2 separate regions of the Homo sapiens genome follow, and region 2 is linked to region 1. Evidence: read pairs that join two places in POLR2A ChIA-PET (ENCODE). Cell type or tissue: HepG2. All regions are shown on one strand. Each heading gives the region's core, and the rest is flanking DNA. Links, peaks and the distances in the headings are about the cores only.

What was found. ChIA-PET counts read pairs that join two places held together with the same protein. Peaks named below come from ENCODE experiments on the same cell type or tissue, not always from the same donor. Only the 100,000 strongest peaks of a DNase experiment are listed, where the experiment ranks them.
Region 2: POLR2A ChIA-PET joins it to region 1 with 5 read pairs; 34 of 35 experiments call an interaction of 5 or more read pairs at or near these places.

Annotation. Positions count from the first base shown.
Region 1 is chr4:102,875,547-102,881,379 of GRCh38, reverse strand. The region is part of intron 1 of CISD2 (CDGSH iron sulfur domain 2); the gene reads right to left. Among named protein-coding and RNA genes, the nearest start is that of CISD2, 9.5 kb to the right of the region's middle. In HepG2, for the core only: no CTCF peak of the experiment used is centred there; a DNase peak (open chromatin) is centred at 2,799.
Region 2 is chr4:102,820,242-102,825,657 of GRCh38, reverse strand. All of the region lies in intron 2 of UBE2D3 (ubiquitin conjugating enzyme E2 D3), which reads left to right. Among named protein-coding and RNA genes, the nearest start is that of UBE2D3, 4.6 kb to the left of the region's middle. RefSeq lists an enhancer at 1-460. In HepG2, for the core only: no CTCF peak of the experiment used is centred there; no DNase peak of the experiment used is centred there; H3K4me3 peaks cover 2,197 bases.

The DNA.
Region 1 (5,833 bases), core at 447-5,446:
AGTCACCCTATTATGCTATTGAATACTAGAACTTTTTCTATATAACCGTACTATAGTGCCCATTAACCAACCTCTCTTCATTCTCTCCCTCCCTACCCTTCCTGGCCTCTGGTAACTACCATTTGACTATCTCCATGAGATCAACTTTTTTAGTTCCCACATATGAATGAGTACATAGAATATTTCTCTGTCAATTAAGGCTGATTTTATATGAAGAAAGATAAAATACAGAAGAATCAAACAAGAAACTTAAAAAAAATTTTACATGTGCTAGTCTCTATAGATCTGTTTGATATATGTTCAGCTATTACAGATATTTTAGATACTTTGAAAGGAAAATATTACTAACTGTAAATAATGTGCAAAAAAAATTTTTTTTTTTTTTTTTTGAGACAGCGTCTCGCTCTGTTTCCCAGGCTGGAGTGTGTGTCGTGTTAGCTCACTGCAATCTCCACTGCCCGGGTTCAAGCGATTCTCGTGCCTCAGTGACCTCCCGAGTAGCTGGGATTATAGGCGCACGCCACCACACCCAGCTAATTTTTGTATTTTAGTAGAGATGGGGTTTCACCGTGTTGGTCAGGTTGGTCTCAAGCTCCTGACCTCAGGTGATCCACCCACCTTGGCCTCTCAAAGTGCTGGGATTACAGGCGTGAGCCACCGTGCCTGACCAAATAAAATAATTTAAAATATATTTTTTTTTTAATGAGATAGTCTCACTCTGTCACCCAGGCTGATGTGCAGTGGCATGATCTTGGCTCACTGCAACCTCTGCCTCCCAGGTTCAAGTGATTCTTGTGCCTCCGCCACCCAAATAGCTGGGATTATGGACGTGCGCCACCACACCAAGCAAATTTTTGTATAAAATAATGTATTTTATTCAGCATATTATTTATTTTTGTCTTAGGATTATAAAAAATAACATTTATGTATTTATTTGGTAAATGTATCTCTTTTTTGGTATGTAAATACATAGGCTGTAAATGCTTAAAAAATAAGGCTATATTGCATTTTTCACTTAATGGTATGTCAGATTATTATATTATTTCCCCAACTCCTTAATATCAGTTGGAAACATAAATTTTAATGGCTGCATCTACCTATCATGTTCCCCACTCACAATATAAGAGATACAAGGGGGCTGGGCGTGGTGGCTTACGCCTGTAATTCCAGCACTAAGGGAGGCTGAGGTGGGCAGATCACTTGAGGTCAGGAGTTCGTGACCAGCCTGGCCAACATGGTGAAATCCCAACTCTACTAAAAATACAGAAAATTAGCTGGGCATGGTGGCACACGCCTGTAATCCCAGCTACTCAGGAGGCTGAGGCAGGAGAATCACTTAAATCCCGGAAGTGGAGGTGGCAGTGAGGTAAGATCTCACCACTGCACTCCAGCCTGGGAGACAGAGAAGAGACTCTATCTCAAAAAAATAAAAAAAATAAAAAATAAAAGAAAAAGAGAGATACAAGGGCAGGGACCTTATTTGTCTGATCATCTGTGTCCCCAGTGTCTATATAACGTCTGGCTCAATTTATTTAACTTACTTTTGTTTGAAGTGTTTAATTTACAGTTCAGTTTATTGAGCTTTGTGCTTTTTGTTTGTTTGTTTTTGAGATGGAGTCTCGCTCTGTCGCCCAAGCTGGAGTGCAGTGGCATGATCTTGGCTCACTGCAACCTCTGCCTCCCGGGTTCAAGCGATTCTCCTGCCTCAGCCTTCTGAGTCACTAGGATTACAGGTGCCTGCCAAAACGCCCTGCTAATTTTTATATTTTTAGTAGAGATGGGGTTTCACCATGTTGGCCAGGCTGGTCTCAAACTCCCATCTGCCTGCCTCAGCCTCCCAAAGTGCTGAGATTACAGGCATTAGCCACCGCACCTGGCCAAGCTTTGTGTTTGTGAAGCGCTCAGTTTGATGAGTTTTGTAACTATATGGACCTATAAACACCACCTAAGACAAAATACATTTCCATTGCCCCAGAAAGTTTGCTCTTGTAGTACTTTCCCAATCAATCCCCCCCTTCTGATTTTTATTAAGTGCTTACTAAACATTTTCTGAAAGAATAAATCAATTTCTCATTGTTAAACAAATTTTTACTATATAATTATTACTATAAAAATTAAATATTTACTATATAATTATTAAGTATCTACTAATATGGTTTGGCTCTGTGTCCCCATCCAAATCTCATCTCAAATTGTAATCCCATAATCCCCACGTCAAGGGAGGAACCTGGTGGTTGGTGATTAAATCATCAAGGCAATCTCCCCCATGCTGTTCTCCTGATAGTGAGTTCTCATGAGATCTGGTTTTAAAATGGGCTCTTCCTGCTTTGCTCTTCACTCTTCTCTCCTGCCTCGTGAAAAAGGTGCCCCTTCCACCATAATTGTAAGTTTCCTGAGGCCTCCCTAGTCATGCGTAACTGTGAGTCAATTAAACTTATTTCTTTTATAAATTACCCAGTTTGGGGTAGTATTTTTATTTTATGTTTTTATTTCTTTTATAGCAGTGTGAAAGCTAATACAGTAAATTGCTACAACAGAGAGTTGGGTACTGCTATAAAGATACCTGAAAATGTGGAAGCAATTTTGGAACTGGGTAACTGGCAGAGGTTGGAACACTTTGGAGGGCTCAGAAGACAGTAAGATGTGGGAAAGTCTGGAACTTCCTAGAGACTTATTGAATGGTTTTGACCAAAATGCTGACAGTGATATGGACAATAACATCCAGGCTGACGTGGTCTCAGCTGGAGATGAGGAACTTACTGGGAAATGGAGCAAAGGTCACTCTTGCTATGCTTTAGCAAACAGACTGGTGGCATTTTGCCCCTGCCCAAGAGACTGATGAAACTTGAGAGAGAGATGACCTGAAATCGGAACTTAGGTTTAAAAGGGAAGCAGAGCATAAAAGTTTGGAAAATTTGCAGTCTGATGATGCAACAGAAAAGAAAAACCCAGCTGGGTGCTGGTGGCCCATGCCTGTAATCCTAGCACTTTGGGAGGCTGAGGCGGGCAGATCATGAGGTCAAGACATCGAGACCGTCCTGGCCAACATGGTGAAACCCCGTCTCTACTAAAAATACAAAATTAGCTGGGCATGGTGGTGCACACCTGTAGTTCTACTCGGGAGGCTGAGGCAGGAGAATCACTTGAACCCAGGAGGCGGAGGTTGCAGCAAGCTGAGATTGTGTCACTGCACTCCAGCTTGGGTGACAGTGTGAGACTCTGTCCCCCTCCTTCCCCCCGCCCCCCCAAAAAAAAGAAAAACCCATTTTCTGGGGAGAAATTCAAGCTGGCTGCAGAAATTTGCATAAGTAACAAGGAGCCAAATATTAATTGCCAAGACAATGGGGAAAATGTCTCCAGGACATGTCAGAGGTCTTCACAGCAGGCCCTTCCATCACAGGCCCAGAGGCCTAGAAGGAAAAAATGGTTTTGTGGGCCAGGCCCAGGGCTTTGCTGCTTTGTGCAGTATTGGGACTTGATGCCCTGTGTCCCAGCCATGGCTAAAAGGGGCCAACATACAGCTTGAGCCACTGCTTCAGAGGGAGCAAGCCACAAGCCTTGGTGGCTTCCATGTGGTGTTGGGCCTGTGGGTGCATAGAAGTCTAGAATTGAGGTTTGGGAACTTCACCCTAGATTTCAAAGGATGTATGGAAACACCTGGATGTCCAGGCAGAAGTCTACTGCAGGGGTGGAGCCTTCATGGAGAACCTCTGCTAGGGCAGTGCAAAGGGGAAATGTGGGGTTGGAGCCCTCACACAGAGTCCCCACTGTGTCACTGCCTGGCAGAGCCATGAGAAGGCGGCTACCTGCTCCAGACCCCAGAATGGTATATCTAACAACAGCTTGCACCATGCATCTGGAAAAGCCGCAGGCACTCGATGCCAGCCCTTGAAGGAGCTGCCCAAGGCCATGGGAGCCTACCCCTGGCATCAGTGTTCTCCAGATGTGACATGGGGTCAAGGAGAACATTTTGGAGCTTTATGATTTAATGACTGCCCCACTGGATTTCAGACTTGCATGGGCCCTGTGGCCCTTCTGTTTTGGCCAATTTTGCCCATTTGGAATAGGTGTATTTACCCAGTGCCTGTACTGCCATTGTATCTTAAAAGGAACTAACTTATGTTTTATTTTACTGGCTCATAGGTGGAAGGGACTTGCCTTGTTTCAGATGAGACTCTGTACTGTGGACTTTTGAGTTAATGATGAAATGAATTAAGACTCTGGAGGACTGTTGGGAAGGCATGATTGATTTTGAAATGCAAAATGAATGTGAAATTTGGGAGGAGCCAGGGGTGGAATAATATGGCTTGGCTCTGTGTCCCCACCCAAATCTCACCTCTTATAATCCCCATAATTTCCACATGTTGAGGGAGGAAACTGGTGGGAGGTGATTGGATCATGGGAGTGGTTTTCCCCATGCTGTTCGCATGAGATCTGGTTTTATAAGGGGCTCTTGCCCTTTCACTCCTCACTCTTCTCTCTCCAGCCTCCTTGTGAAGAAGGTGTCTGCGCTCCCTTCTACCATGACCGTAAGTTTCCTAAGGCCTACCTAGCCATGCAGAACTGTGAGTCAACTAAACCTCTTTCCTTTATAAATTACCCATTCTTGGGTATTATCTTTTTTTTTTTTCCAGATGGAGTCTTACTCTGTCACCACGCTGGAGTGCAGTGGCATGATCTTGGCTCACTGCAATCTCCACCTCAGGGGTTCAAGTGATTCTCCTGCCTCAGCCTCCTGAGTAGCTGGGATTACAGGTGTGCATCACCAAACCCAGCTAATTTTTTTGTATTTTTAGTACAGATGGGGTTTCACCATGTTGACCAGGATGGTCTCGATCTCCTGACCTCATGATCTGCCCACCTTGGCCTCTCAAAGTACTGGGATTACAGGCATGAGCCACAGCACCTGGCCTCTTGAGTAGTTACCTTTATAGCAGTGTGAAAACAGACTAATACACCTACTATGTAGAGATACTGTGCTAAATGCAAATACAGTAGCTGTCTTATTTATATCTATGTAACCAGTGCTTAGTAATTTGCACATAACAGGACTTCAGTAAACAACTAATTCAGTTTATCTGTGGTATAAATCCAGATTTTCATATACTTGGAACCAGGTTTCTTTTGTCTGTAAAGCAGGAATAACAACTGTAAGCTCATTTGTTCAACAATATTTACTTAGTACCTACCACACTCCACAAACTGCACTATGTGGGGATACAGGCTAATAGATAAGGTCCCTTCTCTCATAGGGTATATATTTCAGAGGACAGAGACTATAAACAAGTGAACAAATAAACAAGATGATCACAGACTATAGTAACTGTTATAAAGGAAATAAAGGATGACATAAGAGAAAAACTAACCTGGGGCAAAGCAGTAGGGTGGCTGCAATTTTAGGTAAGGGGTCAGGGAAGGTTTCTGAAAAAAGAACCTTTAAGCAGAGACCTAACGAATGAGAAGCCAGGAGCTCAAGCACTTGAGCGCAGAATTTTCAAGGCACAAAGAAAAGTAAAGAGTCTTCTAACTTCATAGGATTGCTGGGAGAAACGAATGAAGTAGGAACCCACTCAGTAAAAACTACAGAACACAATTCAAACTATTAATGCATTCTGCCTTAAAACTATATAGTTAGGTAAATATTTGTCTCCTCCCCAACTAAACAAAAAATCCCTAACTCCCTACCCTTTAACAGAGACTTACATAAACCAAGACCTCAGTAAGTTTTAGCCTAATTGAGTTTGTACTCCAATAAACTGGCATTTGAGATAATTCCTACAAGGTCTGTACTTACTTGTCTTTGTTCATGGCTTATGAATAATGACAGTGTAAG
Region 2 (5,416 bases), core at 417-5,416, 56 kb after region 1:
TAGTATATTATCGATTTAAGTTGAAAAAAAACTAGGATTTTTCGGAGCTCTGGGAGTGAGCGGAACCTCCACCTCCGGTGGTTTAGTCTCATTTTCTTGCTCTAACTTCTATCCCGCATTTTAAGATGGCGGCTGCTTTAACTGGTTCAGGCTCTTTCCGGCATCTCCTTTCGTAATAATGTGAATTAATATGATTTGTTAAATGTTAACTTTTATATCGCGTTGTGCACTGCTCTAAGATCCTCTGCTCAAAACTTACCTAAATTCAAACTCTTAAACTGTATTTCCCTTTTTTGTGACTTGTATTTGTGTGATGTGTTTGGTTGTTGCACAATCGAAGAGGGTGGAGTGTTTACAGCTAACTTGAAAAAAATGTCATGGAATAAATTCAGCCTTACTAGAAAAATTGTGGAGTGTCGGTGAGTGTTAGAAACTTTGGTTTTAATAGATTACTTTTTTAAAAAGAGTTCTGAGAGGAATGGCAAGAATTTGCCTTTACTAAAATAGACCTGATACTACATTTGCCTGTATTTAATTATGACTGGAGTTTATTTGGCAAGATTGGTGTTTCATGAAAGAGGAAGGTTTAAATCTTCACTCTTAGTATGTATTGATATGAAATCGTGAATTTTGTTTTGGGCCTTCATAACATCGTCATTTTGGGTTATGCGAAATACAAATTTAAATCTTTGTGAAATGAAAGAAAAGAGGAAGAAACGCTTTTTAGGAGTTAAGGATTAAAGTAAAAATTATTTTGAAATAATTACCTCTTTTTGTGACCACTTTAAAGGCCAGGAACATATTGGAGAAGCCTAGTTGTATGTTACAGTGTGGTTTACACAAAGAGCATAACATTCAGTACAAATAAAAATCTTTTCTGTTGGAATTAGTTCAGGCCACTAAAATGTGGAATAGTACCAGATCCATAGCTTTTTGTGCATGTGGAACAGAACACGTTAAAGGAAGGCCTCTGATTTTTTTTCTCTTACAGGTCATACCCAGCTGCTGTGACACCACTTAAATGATTTAAAAGCTTTAGAGAGACAATATAACAGTGGTTAAGAGTGTAAACATTGGAGCAGAAATGCTCCAGTTAGAATTCTAGCTCTGGGCAAGTTTATGTGCCTCTATAAGAAGGGTATCTGTTGTAATATGAACAATAAATGACTGTGTGCCTAATATGTACCAGGCACTGTTTTAGACATTGGGGTGGCAGCAGTGAACAAAACAAATTTTAAGTTCCTAGATTTGTTTTGACGATTAAATGGATTAATGTGCAAATTTGAACAGGCTCTTGGCACATGACACTCCTAGTTATTACTGCTATTTTAATATCACAATTTATAATTTTTAAAAATCGTTTTTGTTTAAGAACTTTGATTTCTAGTTTAGTACTCTTAGTTAACCAGGTTGTCTCCTTTTGTAAATATTTTGAAGATTTATGTAATATAGACACAACATAAAAACTTGGCATATTGGAAAAACCAGTGTTTATGTGAACATTATTGATTCAACTTACAGAAACTTTGACGTGTGCATGTGGTTTGGTTTTTCAGCTGTTAATGTTAAAATCACATGAGGCAACTTTCAAACATTCCACATCCAACAATTTTAGTGAGTGGACAGCTCTGAACTGGAATGCTCTTCGGTTTAGGCACCTCTTCTAGAAATATGGGGTCAAGTAGCCATTGATGTCAGTATGGTATGCTTGTGTTACGTACCTATTTCGAATTTATTCTTGTCTGAAGGTCCCACATTTCAAGTATTATGATATATCTGTATTCCTCGTTAATATTTTACTGAAATGATTATTGGAATAGTTTTAACCTTTAGTCCATTTGATCGAGCTTTTGAATTTATACTTTGCTTCAGCTGTGTTCTTGGAGTAAGTTTTTTGACTGTTAGACCAATCAACTTTTTTCCTGTATTCTTTATTTGAACGAGCTGTAATATGGTCTTAAATAGGGCTATTAAACAACAGGAGTTAAAAGTGGCACTCCAAGTTGATTGGTATTGAGAGCTGTAGACAATTTTACCACTCCCATTAAACAGGGACTACAATATATGTGTTTTAGGGACGTTTGAAGATAAATATGTGAACCAAGCCTAAAAGAATAGCTCATGTTTTCATTGTATACACCCTGTTAAGTTTTCGTAAGGGTTTTTATTTCTGGAAGTATGACTTTAGTGTTTATATATGATTATAAGCAAGCGGCTAGCAGGGAAACCATGGGTAAAGGGTTAAAAAACTCTCATTTGATCTTCGTTTCCCTCCTACCACCACTTCCACTGAGATAATTTCAAGATTATCTCCATCTCGAAATTGAAAAACTTAGGCATAGAGGTTAAGAAGATGACCCAGGTTCATGTTGTGACAGTTGGGATTAGAACCTAGGCAGCCTGGTCCAGAGTATGTGCTCTTAACAACTACAGTTTGATATCATCCTTTAGTTTTTTTTTGTCATTCAGAACGGTTTACTTTTGCATATAGTATTATCTATTACAGTAGTTAAGACAATGCAGTCTCATCTAAACCCTAACTCATTTAATCCTCAAGACAACCATGTGGGATAGATGTGAGAATTTTATAGATGAAGTAACAGGCTCAGAGAAATAGTCGTCTAGTCACACAACTAGTAAGTGACTGGGATTCAAATCAGATAGGCACCAAAAGCTCAAGCTCTTTTTTGAACCATTTCAATTCCTTTTTTTGTTGTTGTTGGAGACGGAGTCTCACTGTGTTACCCAGGCTGGAGTGCAGTGGCGCGATCTCAGCTCACTGCAAGCTCTGCCTTCTGGGTTCACGCCATTCTCCTGCCTCAGCCTCCTGAGTAGCTGGGACTACAGGCGCCCACCACCACCCCCGGCTAATTTTTTTGTTTTTTTAGTAGAGGCAGGGTTTCACCGTGTTAACCAGGATGGTCTTGATCTCCTGACCTCGTGATCCACCCGCCTCAGCCTCCCAAAGTGCTGGGATTACAGGCGTGAGCCACCACGTGGCCTGGCCCTTCAATTCCTGTTTTATAATGTATGTGATTTTAGTTTGTTACCTGAAATAAGCTGCTTTGCTCTCCCACTTATACATCTAAGTAATTGGGAGTTAGCTTTACTCTTAGGTTATAGCTAATTTGTGAGTTAAGATTTTGGCTAATAATATTTTGAAAGTAGAAGTGGATTTAATTCTTTTGGGGTAGTCTCTTCAAGCACTGAAAACTAACATGTGCCAGTTAACTGCTTAGGATGTCTTAGAGTGAACAAAATATATTTATTGTCCCCAACTAGTATATAGGCTGGGTAAACTGTCTTGCATGTGTTTCATATATGGTCCTCAAAGCTTGTTGATAGCCAGCTCACTTTCTGTGTAGGATAGTTGTGACTGAAGGATGCTGATAATAATAGGACCTCAGTATTTGTTTAATTTGAAAAAGGATGCATTACTGACACTGCATACTTTTCTTTCATCATGCTCATCTGCAGTGTTGATTCTAGTTTTTGTTATTTATACAAATAAAAAGTTGAATGCTCCATCACTGGGATGAACTACTGTGTCACTAGATTGCTCTGTCAAACTTTGCCCCTGAGTTTAGGTGACCCTTTTTATCCAAGACAGGCAATCTTTGAGGATTCTCCACAGCATGTTGCTATAATCTATCTATTAAAAAAGAAACTAGGTTCGTAACACTGAGATAAAAAAATGTTTCAGATTAAAATCTCAAACCTAGGTTGGTTTTTGCATTCTTTTTTTAAATAGCAGTTTTCTTGTATCTGTTAGCGTATAGAAGAGCTTACTGAATATTATATATTGTTGGGTGTGACATGAATTACATTTATATTCCAGAACATTTGGAGTTTTTAAAAAAATTTTGTGGGTACATAGTTGGTGTATATATTTATGGGTTGCATGAAATATTTTGATACAGGTATGCAATGCATAATCACATCAGGGTAAATGGGGTATATACCTCGAGCATTTATCCTTTGTGTTACAATCCAGTTATACTTGTTTACTTATTTTTAAATGTCAGATTGTTTAGAATTTAAAAAAAAAAATACAGCTGCATGGGGGTCTTAGACTTACTAAATCATTTTCCCTGGAAACACATAATTTTGAAAATTTTCTAGGTGATTCTGAAGCTCCTCTCTGATTAAGAACCACAGATACAAGGGAGTAAAGGTCCTAATCTGCATTAGACGTAGTATTCTAGTCCCAGGGAATAAATGAGGAAGATGGTCCTTATCTATGGTAATCTCTGCGTTCAGTGGTGAAAATAAGCATGTAAACACATGAATAGTTGTTTGTCACTTTGTAATTTACCTTTCAAGAATATTAGATCTAGTAGGGGAGGTATTTAAAATAAATTTTCTATACTGTATTTTTTGTACTAGTATTATTACAATGTGATTTGTCTTTTATTATAATGACTTAATTCCCCTTGCCAAAACCAGTATTTTGAAATTAATGAAATAAAACTCTCCATTCTTGGAAATGTTGTGGTCTTGAGCTTGCTACCATAGCAGTGTTATTTCATAATTAAAAATGAATGCATTCACCAAATATCTTACTGCCCAGTTTCTCTTATTAGATAAGATTTATTCAGAATTGTATCCTCAACCTTGTTATGTAGGGAAGGGAAAAGTTTAGGGAAGTATTTTTATACTTTGTTGAAACATCTGATTTTTATCTCCTAATGATACTTTCAACATAATCTATTGTAAAAGAGACCTTCAACTTTTCATAGCTGAATTTGTCGTATTTAAATGTTTGTCAATTGTGAATCATGATTTCTTGTACCTTTTTCAGTATGAAATACTTACATTAATCCTAACCTTGCTGTAATTTCATGGCTAATGTGTAATTGAATGTTTTCTACTACTGGGCAGCTGTTTGGCTGTTAATCTTTGTTTTTTTTGTTTGTTTGTTTGTTTTGTTTGTTTTAATGTCCATAAAACACCCTTCTTGCTTTCATGGAGCAGAGCTTCAAATCTAAATTTGGGTTTCTTTGCCCATTTTTAAATAATGCTTACAAAAGAATGGCTTTGAATAATGTTAAGTGACTTTACCTTCAGTGGTGATCGAAAGAAAATTAGTAATATTCAATCCATTCTTAGTACCTTGTGTAATGAACACGCATGCTTGTTTCACCTATAATTACGACTAAACAGGAAGTTAATACCTTGTCAGTGATGCAGTGAGATACTGTGCAGTGCCTACTGTTAAACCTTAAGATAAAAAAGGATTTCTCAGAAGAAATTTCAAATTAAAATGTGTTTTAAAGGGACTATTTGGAGTTTTGTGAAATTGTTCATATCTTTTTGCCAAGCATCCTTCTCTTGAAATAACCATGTTTCTGAAGTTTGTTGTTCCCTGCCTTGATATTCGCATCTACATATTTTATACAGACATTTCATAACATTA